Linked DNA regions of Mus musculus: regions 2 and 3 are each linked to region 1. The links are chromatin loops, found by intact Hi-C in ENCODE. Cell type or tissue: left cerebral cortex. All regions are shown on one strand. Each heading gives the region's core, and the rest is flanking DNA. Links, peaks and the distances in the headings are about the cores only.

Region 1 (5,246 bases), core at 1,088-3,587:
GGGCCTCGGCGTGCACGGCCCTGCGCGGAGATCTGGCGGAGAATAGTTGGGGGGAAGCGGAGCTCGAGACGGGCGAAGTGCAATTGGGATGAAAAAACAGGCGCTCTCCTCCTCGGGCCGCCGCGATTGTTGTGATTAGTTTTTGGAAAGGCTTAAGCCTCGGGCTCCAAACTTCTCTCCTTTCTTTCTCTCTCCTCTTCTTTCTCCCAGCCCTAGTCTTAAAGAGGCAGCAAAGTACTTTTCCCTTTTTGCAAACACTCTCTTCTCTGCCTTGACAACTCCTGATACTTTTTTGAACAAGTTAATAGACAACCATCCATGTGATGGGGGCTGTCAGGGAATAAATGGGTTTCCGGCGGCCAATCAGCGAGCGCCGGCTCCTGCGCCCGAGCCCAGCCTCGCCAGAGGGTTTTGCATGAAAGGGGGCGGGGCCTGCCGCGCCGCCGAGCCGAGCCCAGCAGAGCGCTGTGCCCCGAACCGCGCGGGGGAGGCGGGCCCGCAGCCGGCCGCTGGGGAACCTTTGTATCCCCCCCCCCCGCCCCCCGTTTTCAGCAACAGGTCACGGCGCACGCCTGTTCGAAGGAAGTGGGTAAACAGCACCAAGACGACAGCTCCTTTCCCCCATGCTACGGAATATTGGCTCTCTCTTGGATACATAAGGGTGGATGGGGCGCGGGAAGCTGGGGCCAGGGTGGGGCAAGGCCCATGGGTGGTTCAGGGCGACTGTCCAACTAGTATTTCAGGAAGCTGGCAGAGCCGGAGGTGGTGTGCCATTGTTTCTGCGCTCATCCGCGGCACTGCGCTCTGTCGCAGCCCCTCTTCCAACCTTGTCGCCAGCACCCACTCACCCCCTCTTCTCACCGTACAGACGAGAAGTTAGACCCAAGCCTCGGGCCTCAGCGCCCTCCTGGCTTCCGTGTCATCGGCTCGGTTCCCAAACACGAGTCCTCTGCCCATGTAGCTGACTGTAGAGCAGAGCTAGGACCAGGCCTTGTTCCCAGCCTTTTCCTAGGCCGACTCAGGTGTGGCTCAAGGAACCGCAGCACGTGTCCTCAACCCCTAATTCCCTACTCCACCAACCTGCCCCATCCAAAGGGTGCAAAGGCAAAGCTGGAACTCTGCTCCCGCTCTTTCTAACTCCCAACCCTGACACAAGAGGATTTTTAGTGGTGGCAGTTTCAGAGGAAACCTTGGGGACGAAAGCATCAACGGAAAGAAGCTCCCGAGTGCAGGGGATGGGGGGAGGGTCACGCAACTTCCTGGCATCCCACCGCGAGGCGCGGAGGTGGCATTTGGGCTGCGCTCACAAACTCCCTCCCACGCAGCGTTCTCAGGATGGGGCAGCGCAGCCGGCATTGCCCCTGCTGACAGGCACGGTGGTAGTCACGAAGGCCCGGCCGAGAGGCGCCGGGGCCTGGGAAGCGCGCGGGGTCCAGAGGTGCAGGTGCAGGCGGAGAGAAGGCCCGCCGAACCCGAGGAGCCGGCACCAAGCAAGCCCAGGCTGTGGGAGAATGGGCTGGGGGCGGGGGTAGGGGTTCAAGAATCTTGCCTGCCCAGGACCCGAGAGGGTAATTTTAGCCGATCTCCCATTGTCCAGACGTAAAGATTTCAATCGGCAGGCGCTCAAAAAGCCCAGAGCCACAGCCCCACGTCCGTTACAAATAGGTAGTTTTGTTTCTCTTGTTGTCGCTACACGGAGTCAAACAAAGCCCCGTCTAAGTTTCCTTCCACTCTCTTGTTGGAACCTTTGTGGCTAAAATGCACTTGGGTACAAAAGAGGGGAGAGAAGGAAGAAAGTCCTGATGCCATTTTTTTTTTTTTTTTAAATAAAGAGCTTAAACCATCAGGGTTACTTATTTTCTTTCTTTCTTTCTTTTTTTTCCCTGCAATACTCTCGCGGCCCCTCCTCCCCTCATCTACCCCAACTCTGCCTAAAGAAAACGTTCACAAGGGTATCTGCCGGCCACGCTCCGCTCATTGTCCTTACAAACTGCCCTGTTTATCCTTCCCTCTCTGCCCACCAACGCCTCTTCCCCACCCCCACATCTCCAATCCCCATTCTCCCAGGCTTGGCTGTTATTGTCACACTCAGCTAACTATGCCCACTTTAGACCCAGAAAAATTGTGGTAAAGAAATTCTGTAAACTTGAAATAAATAATTTCTTCTCTAGTCCACCCCTCTCACTGCCCCAGGTTCTCCTTAAGTTTTGGTTGCTTTAGTTCTTGGGAACCCGGAAAGGACTTATAGAAACGCGTAAATATTTGGGACTCTTCAAATTAAAGCATTGTTTTCTCCTTAATCGGGGTGTACTATTACGCTCAACACGAATCTCTGGAGACCAGAGCAAAGGTTGAGCCAGGGAAGGCGGCCACCGACTTTTCAGCGCGCCTAGTTTCTGAGATGTGGCTGCTGCGCCCCCTGCTGGTGGACTTGCTTTTACTAGAGTGCTTTTACCTTTAAAAGAAGGTGTGTAAAAATAAAGTTAAAAAAAAAAAAACCGAGGAGGATGGAAGATCAAACTAATTACACATAATCTAAACAAAAGAAAAGTTAACATATCATATAAGCCGTGGGACGAAATCATAAGAATCAAATTTAATTTGCTTAACTTAGAAATGTACATAGAACCGCCAGATAAGTGGGAGGTTAAGCGAGGGGAAAATAGGTATAAATTATGAGATTCAAAGTATGAATGAATTATGATTGTCCGCGCGCCACGAAGGGCAGGCCGAGCATTCACTTTGTGATTGTGTATGTATCTGTAGGTGCTTAATAGCACTTTTTTCTGAAAACTTAGAAAAAGCTTATGGATCATTAAGTTTGAAGAAAAAAAACCCCAACGAGTTGATGTGGACAACGGTGGCGAATATTTATTAATATAAATACTGATAATGGATGACGATAAAAGAACATCTCTTGAAATCTTGATATCTTTCTTTCAAGGTTAGTAGGAGGCAGATTTTTTTTCCTTCCCCCAATGGGGATAGTCTGAACCTCTCCAATGTGTGTTTGCACCTGAACTCTGTAATAATCTACTTAAAGAGGGTAAGGGGGTCTGGCTAGGTCTCTTGTTAATTGCTTTATCATATGAATAAACTATGGGAGTGCATTACAGTCGTGTTATCATTTGTGGTATTTATTTGCAGCTTTATTTTAATTAAGTCTACTGTACTTATCAGAGGCAATAAACTAATGGTGGCTGGTGTTTATGCATAATAATTTGCGACGAAAATAAGATTAAAGAAGATGGCGGTAGCAAAACCTATTTTCTCATTAGAATATTTTTAGAACATATTGAAAAAAATTAGATCACTGGCCACCGATTTCAATCCAACACCATCATAGTCCCCTAAGTATAATAATAACTATGACAGCCCCAGCCCATGACAGAGGCAAGCCTCTTTTGGGGTTATAATAGCTGACTACAGTACCAGCAACAATACACTATTGACTAGCAGAAAGAGACTTGGAACAGGGTGCTTCATCCTCTGAGAATTTAAAATGTTGCTACTGGCATAGTTTATGAAAATTGGAAGTGCTTCATCTAATGTAATACTTCCCTTCATGGGCAGCAAAAAGCTATACACTTTTAGACCAGCATTAGTGATTAGCATATGCCTGGAGTAATCAGATTTTATTTTGTTCTGCTATTGGCCCAAGCCAGAAGCCTTAACTGCCAAGCATAACCCAATTTTATTTAAAAATCTTTTACATTTTTCTCTCCTCGACGAGTATTATATCTGAAGCCAACTGACAATGTTGTGGAGGTGCGGACTGTAGACTTATTTTTTTCTTCTTAGTGGCAAATAGAGGTTTAAGTTGCAGTAATTAGCGAGAACTAGCCAAGCATCTTACTATTATGATGCTTGTTAAAAACGCTTCGCTCCTGCATCTGCATTTGAGTGGGTTCCCCTCCTCTCCTAATCTCCTTATGGAAATGAAGGCGAACGGCAGGGGACCTGCAGAGTCTCGGAGAATGCCCTTGTTAACTGGAATTTCTCAGCATTGCTAATTAGCAGAGTTTGACGACCACCAGTATTGGGGGAAAGCTCTGTTTAACCACTCGCCAACCATTCCGAGGAAGAGCAGACTAATTTTATTTTGTAATTAAAATCTGAAAAGGGCCCTATTTGACAGTTAGGGCTATGAGAGTTTTATCTCCCCGAGAAATAATTACTGCCTTGATAACTCAATTTTCTGAAAAATGTCAACTGTGGGTTCCAAAAGTTTTAATTTCATTACATAAGGAAAAGTAGCAAGAAAAATAAGAGAAAATGTACAGAAAGGCTTTCTAATTCTGGAACTGGTTAAATATATTGGGAACCAGCTTTAACCAAACGAAGTGCTCCCCCCACCCCCTTTAAGTTCCTCTTTATGCTAGCTAACCTTCTGAGCATCTCTTCTGACCACAACCATAGCAGGAATCCTTCTGCAGCGAGAAACATTACATTGGAGCCAGGCATTCAAGAGGCAAATCAACAACAACAACAACAACAACAACAAAAACCCCTGAAATACAAAAACTATAGAAAAGTTCATGATTTTAAAAGCAGAGACTATTAAGAGGCTTAGGGAATGGCCCATGCATCTGATGAGGTTCTGTTTGTCTATGCCCCAATACTATAGGAAAACAGAGAATTTATGCTTCCTTCTGCCCTCTGAGTCACAAAAAATGCTGGGTCAATCCACATGGCAGGTGGGGAAACTGCTGAGCCTTCAGAGGGACCAGAGCTTTAAGAGTTAGGAAACACAGATGACGACAGGGAAATGCATTTGGAAGATTTATTTTCCAAATAAATAAGTACATAAAAAATCACATACCTTCCAAAAATAATCAACAAGAAACGTGCTAGAGAAATGAGGATACGGAAAGTTAAGGTAGGAATTAGAAAATGAATCCCTTCGCTGTGAGGTTTCCTCTGACCTAAGTTCCCTTCATTGACCAGACTGTAGGGGCACCTTCATTTTCCTAGTATAACTGAGGAAAATGGCTGTTCTTTCATTGGTGCCTTACTTATCCCGTTTTCTTCCCATGGTCAGTGTTAAACTTGGTAAGTGTGAGAGATGACTGACAGGGTCCATAATCCATGTTTCAAGATGCTACAAAGAGCAACCACAGACTTCTACCCCTTTTTGTTTACCATATGGATACAAGGTACACTGCTAATTTAAAATTGCTCAATCATATTTTTTTCTCCTTGTGTCTCTCCAGGATCTTGCCTTTAATTTTCAGAAGTGGTATTAT
Region 2 (5,246 bases), core at 1,007-3,506, 570 kb before region 1:
CCTCTTCTGTCTCCTGCTCTGCTTCCGTCTGCATCACCTCGGCTTCTCCTCCTCTACCTCCCCCTTCTCTTTCTTTTTCTTTTTCTCTCTTCAGCTCCTCTCTTTTCCAATCATGTGACATTATGGGCCTTGCTCTTCGATTGGTGGTATCTGGAACAGAGTGAGATACCAGCTCTTATCCCATCATTGACTCTGCCTAAGAACCACATAGAAATCCACTCATAGAGGGCTGGCAGGGTAAGCACGGGGCACATGCCAGTGCTGCTTGTATCTTAGACCTGACTGGATGAAGCAGGGATTGCCCATTTGTTATTTGGAAATCATAAACAATCAATGTGCTCTGAACTCATTCTACGCCCAGAAAATGAACACAAAAATAGAAGTGGAGAGAGATGTAGGCTTTTGAGATGCTGTGTTGTTCTCTGAATGGACCGGGAGAGGGCTTGGGGAAAATGCTGGCCTTGCCACACAGCTCTTATTGTATCATTTACCACAGAAGGGCTTCCTTCTGTGGGAGAATGGCTTCTTCAACCACATCCACAGTGGAAGGAATTAGGAGCTGGGCCCAGACAAGGGGAGCACTACCCCCCTGCCAGAGGCAGTGACTATTATTTAGACCCCAGAGTAACTGTGAGGCTGGCATGAGTCTTGGAACCAGCTCTGACATCGTGGATAACTCTCTATCAGCCTCAGTGCCTCAGATTTTGAACATTGTTGTTTTGTAGGTTAAATGAAATTGCAAAAGATCAGTAGTCTAAATTACGAGTTCATGCACATAGCGATTTATTAATTTAATTATTTTAACTAGTAAGGTGAACAAACAATGAAAGCCAGGAGCTTGTGTAAGGTCTAAGAGCTCAGAACATAGAAGAGATAGATTATTAACACCCACTTGCTTCTCTGCCAATCAAATGGGTGCTCCCTCCATCTGGGCTCAGCTCCTCCTCTGTGCCCTGTGGATATGGCTGAAGAAGCCATTCTCCCACAGGCGGGTGGGGTGGGGTGGGTGGGGTCTTCAGATGTCAATGATATCAAAAGAGCTGTGTCTTCTGTCTCTAGTCCCCAAAGTGCTTTGGTTGTAGGCAACTGTCCATTCATACATGGCTTTTGAAGTGGGTACTCAGTTTCCAACCCTGACCTTCATGTTTGCATACCAAGTGCTTTTATTCCTCTGAGGCATCTCCTCAACCCAGAAGCTCGAGCTTTCCTTGGGCACTAAGTTTTCACAGTAGGGGACTGGATCTGAGCACAGGGTTAATACCTGTGCACTGAGAAGGGAAATAGGATGTAAAGATGAACCCAGAGGTCTGTTTTAAGTTCTTTGTGAGTGTGGCTTGCATCTCCTCTCTTGTCTCTAATCCTCAGTCATATTTGGAGGAAAATTAAAATAAGTTGTGAAATGCTGCCAGCGCTTTGTAAATGACAGGACTACTGGTGAGTTAATGTGACAATTCTATTGATAACTTAGCTTAGGAGATGAAGCTAGACATTGAAAAAAGCAAAAGTAATAGTCTTCTCTGAATTATCAAATGGCAACTCCCTCTGGAAATGCCCTCTACTACCTACATAGTCAACCAGGGTTTCTCTCCTTTGTTTGCATGTTTATAACACCACACACACACACACACACACACACACACACACACACACACACACACACTGTGACAAAGATGATCTTGAGGGAGACAAACACTCTAAGAACTCAGGAAATATTTGTTGAATTTAGTAAACACTTATCCGGAAAACAGAGAAAGTTGCTCTATGGTGTCCAAGTTCATTCTATCTACCCTTAACCTCTGCGTTGATTTAATTGCTACTTACATGAAATTTTCACCAAATTAAATAACATTTTGTTAGCTCATTTTGCTAAGTTCTATATGCCTTTGTCTCTCGAAATATAACTGAACAAGAATGATCTACACATGCATTATACACTCTACCAGGGAGGCTGCAACCCAGATGTCATTTTAACCTGCGGAAGTGGCCGGATCCCTGTTCCACGGGGCTGATTTCAATGAGGAATTTTCAGAATGATGAGGCCAGATTTAGCTGGTAGCAATTATTGGCACATTTCAGATGAGCTCAGCGTGAAGAATAAAACTGAAGTAAGATTAAGTCTCAAATAGTAAAGGAGAGGAGGGAAATGAAAAGAGAGGCCAAAAGGGTTTGGAAAGCAGGAAAGGACCAGTTATCTGCAGGAAGCTGGTATTCTTGTGTGAGATGTGTGTGACCCAGCCTGGGTGAGAATGTTATCTCTATGTGATCTGCAGAATTTTGCTCTTGACTGCAGCAACTGCAGAAGAGTGAATTAAAGTCTTAAGGAGAAAAATCAATAAGAGGGAAGGAAAGATAAAAGCAAGAAGGCTAGAGAGCATTTCAAAAACCAAGTAGAAGTCTCATAAATGGCCATGGAGGACCGAGCAGTATTTATAAGGGTTTAACAGGAATCCCAATAGGAACAGATTTGTTGGTCACCCTGGGGGGAGGGGGACTGAAAGGCTTCTGAGTGGTTTATGGCATTTGCCTGGCTTCTCACTCCAGTGTGTGACAGACAGGAATAGAGACTCTCTGAAGAACTGTATGAAGCCAGATCTGGTTGCCAGGCACCTTGATGATGAGAATTTGACTGGAAAGGAATTTTGAGAAAGCTGGGGCTGAGCTGTGAGAGAAGCACAGTCTCCAAGCACAGCCCTTGCTACCGCTCCCAATTTATTTCTAAACTGGAAAAAAAATAGATAGCACAGCCATTTGTCCCAATAAGAGCCATGCTTTCTCTACTCTAGATTCACAAACCTGTAAATGGTTTCTGTTTTGGACTATTATATGGGGAATTCCTTCCAAAGCCCCACATCTTCTATTTAAATGAGATGGTAGAGATGCAAGTATGAAAACATGAATGAAGAGGAGTGGTCCTGTGGAGGAAATTGATGCAGAGTGTCCCTACTGGTCCAGAGCTTCAGGACATTGACAGTAAAGGAAGTAGCTATGACCTTCCCTGGAGGATCCAAGCAGGGAGAGTATTTGATACTGCATGCACCTTAGCATGATTTGTTTGTGAGTTCTGTCCTGAGTTTTCATCATGCCATAGGTGCTCTTAGTATGGAGAAACACTCTAAGTAAAAATCTGTTAATGCACAGTATGACTATTCTTAATCAGGAATGAAATGTGTATTAGGGTGAAAGTTGAAACTGAAGTTTAGCAGAGTTCAGAGTTTAGAAATGTACTTATGTAGTAGAAACGCACACATATCAGCACTAAAGAACACCTGAGAAACAAAGCCTAGGGAGGGAAGACATTTGCAGGGGTGGGAGTTTCAGTTCTGACAGGCTGAGTAAGGTTGGCCCTGTCTGATTCCAAGGGAAGAATTGTAGGTGCCGGTCTCAGGGCTCTTGAGTATCTGACTGTGCTCAGTGGAAATGGAAAAGAACTGAGATATTCCTGTTCCTCTCACACTTTGATCAGAGCCCCAGTGCCTGATGTACTCAGACCCTCACCTCAAGGCTATTCCTACTCCAGGCACTGGACCACAACTGGCCATCTGTGATGTCAGTCTATTGAGCCAGTGCCTTTCTGGTGGCCTCAGAGCCCGTTTCCTTCTCTGCATGAAATCCTGTGTCAACAGCCCATCTGTCCAGAGTGAGCATCTGCACTGCTTTGGCCAGCCCCACCCTCAGAGCAATGAGCATTCTCCTCTTCCTTTGTTTTTCTCCTTAGGGCAAAGCCCTTTATTTATATTGCCTGCAATTTTCCCCACCACCTACAAGGCTCTTATTCTCATCCACAAAGGAGGAATCCCCGGTTCAGTGGGGCACGCTATAGGACAGATCCAAAGCCATGAAGCTGACGAAGGCAGGATAAAATTCAAACTCATCTCTTTATCTCTCCTTCTCTTTCCTGTAGCTGCACAATTCTTCACCCAGGACTTGTGGCTAACACATTTCCCAGCGTCACATCAGGCTCTCTGGACCTGTTATAGGTTCCTCCTTGCTCCTGGGAAGTGTCACACCTGATCTTAACAGAGGTGATCCTCTGACCTCTGTGACAAGCACCTTGTATAGAACACACTCCCAAAGACCTGGACCACCTGAAAAGGCCTGCTCTTAGTATACAACCTCCCCTAGAGGTGTCTCCAATCGTACTTAGTCTCCTCAGTCAAGCTAGTTTCACATGGAGACAACAAACATGCTTGCCCAGCTTCTGTATCATCGTCCTCTCTCAAAAGTCCCCTAAAAACTAAGATGTTCTCTTTGAGTTACACACACACACACACACACACACACACACACACACACAAAGTGGTTCAGCCGCAGTGACCACAGCTTAGGGAAAGTACATTGGTTTCTGGTGCTAATTTGTAAACCGAATTCTAAACCTTCATTTATTCATCTGAAAAGAAAAGGACCAACAAGAAATCAGGGATGGTGGCAGGATGGTATGGGTTAATTTACACTCTTCCTTCAGGGATTAGCATGAAGCTGCTGGACACAGGGCGACTCCCTTCATCATCACTGTCATCACGTTCATCATCAGAGCCATTACATCAAGAGAACGAACGCCCGAAGGGAGGAGTGGTGACATGCCACTGCCATCTTGTTCTCACTGACCTGGCCTGAAGCAGGTGCTGTGCTTACAGAAAGGGGTGGAGCTCAATGTCCAAAAGGCCTATACCAGGATACCTGCTCACCTGCTAGCTCTTTTACTCCCATTGTGTGTGTGTGTGTGTGTGTGTGTGTGTGTGTGTGTGTGTGTGTGACAGAAGACAATCTCAGCTGTCATTTCTTAGGTTTGTCTCATTGGCCTGAAAGTCATTAAATAATTGGCAAGTTAGTGAACCCAGAAGTCTATCTGCCTCTACCTCCTGATTGTTAGGGTTACAAGAACACACCCCATGCCTGGCTTTCCCCCACTGTGGTATATTAGTTACATTTTTAAATTTCTGTGTCTAAATATCTAGGGAGAATAACTTCCAGAAGAATGGGTCTATTTTGACTCATAGTTCATCATGGCTAGATAAGTGAGGCAGCTAATCATATTATTGAAGTAGACAGGGATGGATACTCCTATTCAGCTAGCTAATTTCTTTTTATTAGGTCTGAGAACCCAAGCTATGGATGGATGCTGCTTACATATAGGGTGGATCTTCCCACCTCAGTGAACCTAATCCAGAAACTCCCTAATGGACATGCCCATATTTGTTTCCCTAGTTTTCTAAATCCCCTCAAGTTGAAAATCGGTATGAAATATC
Region 3 (5,246 bases), core at 1,007-3,506, 540 kb after region 1:
GCATTGATAAGGAACTGGGAGAAAGCACGGTGCTTCGTGCCCGTGGTGCTTCAGGTGGGCTTTACTTTATCATTAGCATCCTCTCGGAGCCTACACTGAATCCGTGGTTGGAACTCACTGCCTTAACCCTGATATCGGATGAGAAAAGTTTCTAGGCATTTTGAAGTAGTCATTATGAAACTTGTTTTTTAAGCATAAATGTTTCTAGATCACCAGCATCTCTAAAGAAAACAATAAATAAAATCAAAGTAACCAGAACCTCGGTTTGATTTTGGATTTGCTGAAAATAACATATTCACAGGTGAGGTGACAGCTCATCTCTTGTTTTGTGTTAATCAAAAGTAAAACTGGGAAAGGCGAGCAGAGCAGGAAAAGCCAGGGCTGGCAGAGCAGTCGTCTTTCATTTGCATAAGCAAATCACCTTTCCCCATCGCAGGCAGACAACTTCGGAAATACCTCAACGGTTTATCCGTGCTCTCATCGGAGCATAAACACACTCCTTCAAAAGAACAGAGACACGGCCAGTTGCACGCTAAATAACTTACGATACAAATATATATCAAAGGCAACTGCACATTTGAAGTGGAAAAGAAGGATACATTCAAGTATGAAACCTCGCAGTTGTCAGTGGAGGTTGAAGGTCGGCGTCATCATTTTATAGGAGCTGTCGGTGCTCTTTGCTTCCTGGTTTCTTTGGTTTTGTTTGCTTGCTATTATTATTTATTTCTGGCCAGAGAATTAACACTTGATCACTATGGTATCTCTCACCCAGGGGGAGGAAATACCTTTTTATAGAAACATCCTTCTCCCCAGAAATACCAGCATGCTTAATTCCTACCAAACCAAAACAAAGTGTGCTTAAATTGTATAGGTAATATGAGATACAAACTACACTTTACATAGGCATACGAGACAGATGCAGCTATACATTTACATCTCTACCATACACTTGATCCCAGGTGGAGAACTCCACTTTAAACACACAAAGCCTGGGTGGCTATTGTAGACCACACTTAGGAAGGGCAAATTGTTACAAAGACTGCTACCCTTATGGAATATGCCTGTCACATTTTTAACTTCTTAAATCATCAAACTGTGTTACTTCCATTTAAAAATTCATAATTTTTTAATGTAGCTTGATGTTTTCTGTATAAAGTTTAATAATTTAGTATTGACAACCAAACACATTTCCCTATATCCTACAGAAGGCTAAGTTTGAACCCTGGCTTAAACAGTCCTTATTAAACACTGCATTGAACACACTCTTTACGCTAATCAGAGGAAAGGCAAATAGCACAGTAAGACTTATTGGGAGTTTGCCTCCCTTCAGTGGAGCCTGTTACTTGAGAAATTTGCTTATTAAAAGGGGAAATCTTACAAGGTGGAAAAAAATGTAAGCTCCATTCCTAACATTCAATTATTGCCCCAATCGGGTTTTTTTTGAGTGGTACAAACTATTAATTTACAAATATGGAGCCTTTCTCAGTGGCACGCTTCCAAAAGGCACCAGGTGTCTGATTGTATTCAAAATCACAACCCAGGGAACACTTAGTACAGTAAATACACAAAGGAAAAGCCTACTGAATTCCAATGTTGTTTCAAACCCATCTGCAATCAAGTATTTTCACAACCGAACATAAATTGCACCTACAAACGGGGAAAGGTTCTATGTGCATATCAGACACGCAACAGGCAACAGCCCTCGGAGGGAACCCACTCCTCTCCATAATGTCAAGACCTGGGATGGAAAGGCAAAGTTACAGAGTAGAGATTTCAGTTCTTATTATTTTCCAGTTTTTCTGTGTAAGCAGCAGACTCTAAGAGGATCAGCCCTATTCCGTGCCATCAGCGTTTTCCGAGTGCCATGTTTAAGTACTTCTCTGAAGATGCGTGAGTGTGCATGAAGATGAAAGGCTTATGAATATCAATAAATCCAAGAGTCCAAATGCAAGCCTTATCATTTTTCTAAAATGCATTCTGTTAGACACAGCTAAAGGATACTAACTGGAATTTGGCTTTCTGGGTTCATACTCTCAAGGTACAAATAGCGAAATATGCATTAAAGACTTTAGCATGCGATAGGCTAAAGAAGAGGAAAATCAATAAGTAGCCCCAATTCAAAATAACAAAAAAGGTCACTTTGCACTGCAGCCTACCTAACTGGATGGCTTCAACCCTCAAAACCAAAGTCATCACTATCAACCTTGGTTTCTGACTAGGAAGAGATCTAGGAAGCTCAGCTGCTGAACAGCAAGCAAGCCTAAACTTTCAAGACTGAGGTCTGGCTGCCCTTGAGGGTTCACCACCTTTATCTCCCCTGAAAAAAAAATGCCAATATAAAAATTCTAAAATACCTTCATAAGCCCCAAGGAAAGCCTGTGGACAGAGAGATGATGTGATAGACTCCTTCCTTCCTCTCCTCAGCCGCTTCTCCTCTGTGCGGCTGCTAGCGAGCGAGAGCATGGAGAGTCAGCCGCATATTTAATTAGAAGCAAGCTGCTGCTTCGCTATCAGTGTGAGGATCTACCTCTCCAATCTCTTGTGAGTCAATCTTTCCCATCTCTGATTTTCTTTTATATTTATGCTAGAATATTTAATTGTAGACAAAAGGTTACTCTGGCTGTATTCACTGCACAGAGGCACAATAATCTGCTTTAAAAGGCTTGACATTTCAGGCTTTTCAAAAAGGCTGAAAAAATTATATCCCTGCTTTTGTTAATCAATGAAGTAGAACTCTCCTGAACAAAAGAATTAAATTGCTTGGTTGGTTTAATAAAACCAACAGAAATAGCTGCTTCCTTTGGGCTTTATTGTGTAGGCATGGCACACGCACCCAGCACTGTAATTCCATATGATTCAGGGCAAAACTCTAATTTCTGCACACAGTTGGGTTTTTAAATCCTATTCAGACCCTATCCATTCTGGCTGGCTCTCTAAGGCCAGATTTATCATTAAACTTGACTCTTTTTCTGAAGTGTGGCAACCATATAGCAATTTTAATTTTGTTCCCATGCCTGTAACCCTCCAAAAAAACTGTCCATTAAAAATATATTAATCTAAATATTACCTTTTTGTTCTGTTTAGTCTGGAGCTAATGGTTTTACACATCTTTCCAGTTATTTAATTAGGAAAAAAAAAGGATTGGAGGGAGTGAAAATGTGGCAGGAGCTTAGTTGTGAACCTATAAAATAGTGCCTTTTTAAAAAACACACCCCACGATCAAACCAGAAAATAACCATTTTGTTAAATTCCTATTTGCAGCCTAGGTTTGCAAGTAATACTGGGTATTTATTGGCAAAAGACCTCAGAACTTCCGGGTTAACCAAGCTGATTGCAAAAGATGAAGCAGATGACCACTGTTTTATCTAATCACAAGGCAGGTCTCAGTTTTACTGAGAACACAAAACTGTCTAGGGAGGTGGCCCTTTCTCAAGAGCTTTCAGATGGGTCCTTTTGTTCTGTTTGTGTCAAACACGCGGAGAAAGGAACATGTTCTTCCAGGGTTCTATGTGGAAGGGGCTAAGAGTTCAGATGGTTCAGGACACACTCTCGAGGATGTGGAGGAAGATCAGGGAAGGGGGGCATTGGTTGGATCAACCATTACCACCCAACCCCAAGCTTTACACATTGAGAGCTACAGAGAGCATTTTTCCAAGATAATGATGGAGATAAGTGCCAACAGACATATTTATGCCAGACACTGCCTAATGCTGCTTCTGACCTAATCCTGGAGCTGAAGGTCACACAGAGGTCATCCAATCCCTATAGGTTTTGTCAGCCCCCACCCCCCGTGGAGATAATGAATGGCTCAAACAAATCTAGCCATAGTAAGTGCTCAATAAATGGAGACTACCATTGTGCTTACAACCCCTGTCTAATCCATTTCACATTGGCAGGGATTCGCAATAGCTGTGCCTCATTACCAATCATATGCCAGTAGCTCAACTGGAGACCCTGGTTTTCTCTAACAAAGACATGCCTTGCTGCAAACATGGGGTGGGAGATTACATTGTTGCCAAAGTGGAGTAGGCAAGTGTGGGGAGGTGTCAGGGATGTCCTAGCTCAGACATATAAAACTGCATCTCCTCACACTTTCCACTCTCTGTCACAACAGATGAGGTTTAGGCTACTTGTTAGGTTACTGCAAAGCGCCAGCTTTCTTCATGAGAGCCTCTCCCTCTCTCCCTCCCCCTCCCCCTCTCCTTCCCCCTCCCTCCCCCTCCCTCCCCCTCCCACTCCCTCCACCTCCCCCTCTCCTTCCCCCTCCCTCCCCCTCCCCCTCCCTCCCCTTCCCCCTCTCCTTCCCCCTCCCTCCCCCTCCTCCTCTCCCTCTCCCTCCCCCTCCCTCCTGCCCCTCCTCCTCTCCTTCTCTCTCCCTCTCCCTTCCTCCTCTCCCTCCCCCTCCCCCTCCCCCTTCCCCTCCCCCAACCAAGCATTCTGACGGACACTCAGATGCTCCTCTGGTTTCTTTCCTCTTTTAAATGAGTCCTGAGTTCTGAATGAGTTTAGGATTCCAAAGAGTTGATTTTAACATTTGTCAGTGTAGACATTGCTCTTATAGTAAAGTGAGTTTTTAGAGTTTTCTGGAGAACAGGTTACCATTTCCTCAACGTGTTAAACACAGGCCTACCACACAAATGGGAAGTATGTTTCTATGCCCTACATAAGAGAAACAAAAACCTAATCCATGACAAAAAAAATAAAAAAATTGAGCACAGTTGTTCACAGCAACAGCATCTTTAAAAGTCCCTAAATCCCATATGTGTCTTTGTTGAGGAGTGGCAAAGAAAGAGAGAAAGAGAGAAAGAGAGAGAGAGAGAGAGAGAGAGAGAAAGGAAGAAAGGATGGAAGGACAAGAAGAGAGGAGAAGAAAAAGAAAAAGGGAAAAGAAAGAAGGAAAACCATGCGGTATACCCACACAATAGACTATTATAAAACAATAAGAAGGAAGTTTTGACCTGTGTTAAAGCATGGTGGTCCTTAGAAACACTTCACTAAGAAGCAAGTCGCTGAACACCATGAGTTCAAATGACATCATTCATCTAAAATGCACAGAATATACAAAAATGAAGAGAAAGTACATTAGTGACTCCCTAAGGCTGGGGGCGGGGCAATAAGTGAGTAGAAGCTAAATGGTGTGTCCTGTTCTGTCACAGTCCTATTGCTATGAGGAGACATCATGACCAAGGCAGCCCTTACAAAAGAAAGCACTAAATTGGAGGCTGGTTCAATCGGCAAGTCCATGA

The links. Peaks named below come from ENCODE experiments on the same cell type or tissue, not always from the same donor. Only the 100,000 strongest peaks of a DNase experiment are listed, where the experiment ranks them.
Region 2: it touches region 1 in a loop (5-fold over the local background); 2 of 42 quality-filtered maps call a loop at or near these places.
Region 3: it touches region 1 in a loop (2.3-fold over the local background); 3 of 42 quality-filtered maps call a loop at or near these places.

What each region holds. Positions count from the first base shown.
Region 1 is chr3:34,645,067-34,650,312 of GRCm38, reverse strand. All of the region lies in intron 3 of Sox2ot (SOX2 overlapping transcript (non-protein coding)), which reads right to left. It overlaps Sox2 (SRY (sex determining region Y)-box 2), which reads right to left and starts at 318. Exons shown (of 1, transcript NM_011443.4): 1 at 1-318. RefSeq lists a promoter at 81-831 and enhancers at 3,885-3,957, 3,920-4,030, 3,745-4,136, 3,778-4,228, 2,802-4,383. In left cerebral cortex, for the core only: a CTCF peak has its summit at 2,429 (motif pointing left); DNase peaks (open chromatin) are centred at 1,300, 1,603, 2,397 and 2,686; H3K4me3 peaks cover 704 bases; H3K27ac peaks cover 1,250 bases.
Region 2 is chr3:35,219,772-35,225,017 of GRCm38, reverse strand. No RefSeq gene overlaps it. Among named protein-coding and RNA genes, the nearest start is that of 1700017M07Rik, 54 kb to the left of the region's middle. In left cerebral cortex, for the core only: no CTCF peak of the experiment used is centred there; a DNase peak (open chromatin) is centred at 2,535.
Region 3 is chr3:34,101,680-34,106,925 of GRCm38, reverse strand. No RefSeq gene overlaps it. Among named protein-coding and RNA genes, the nearest start is that of Dnajc19, 23 kb to the right of the region's middle. In left cerebral cortex, for the core only: no CTCF peak of the experiment used is centred there; a DNase peak (open chromatin) is centred at 2,391; H3K27ac peaks cover 186 bases.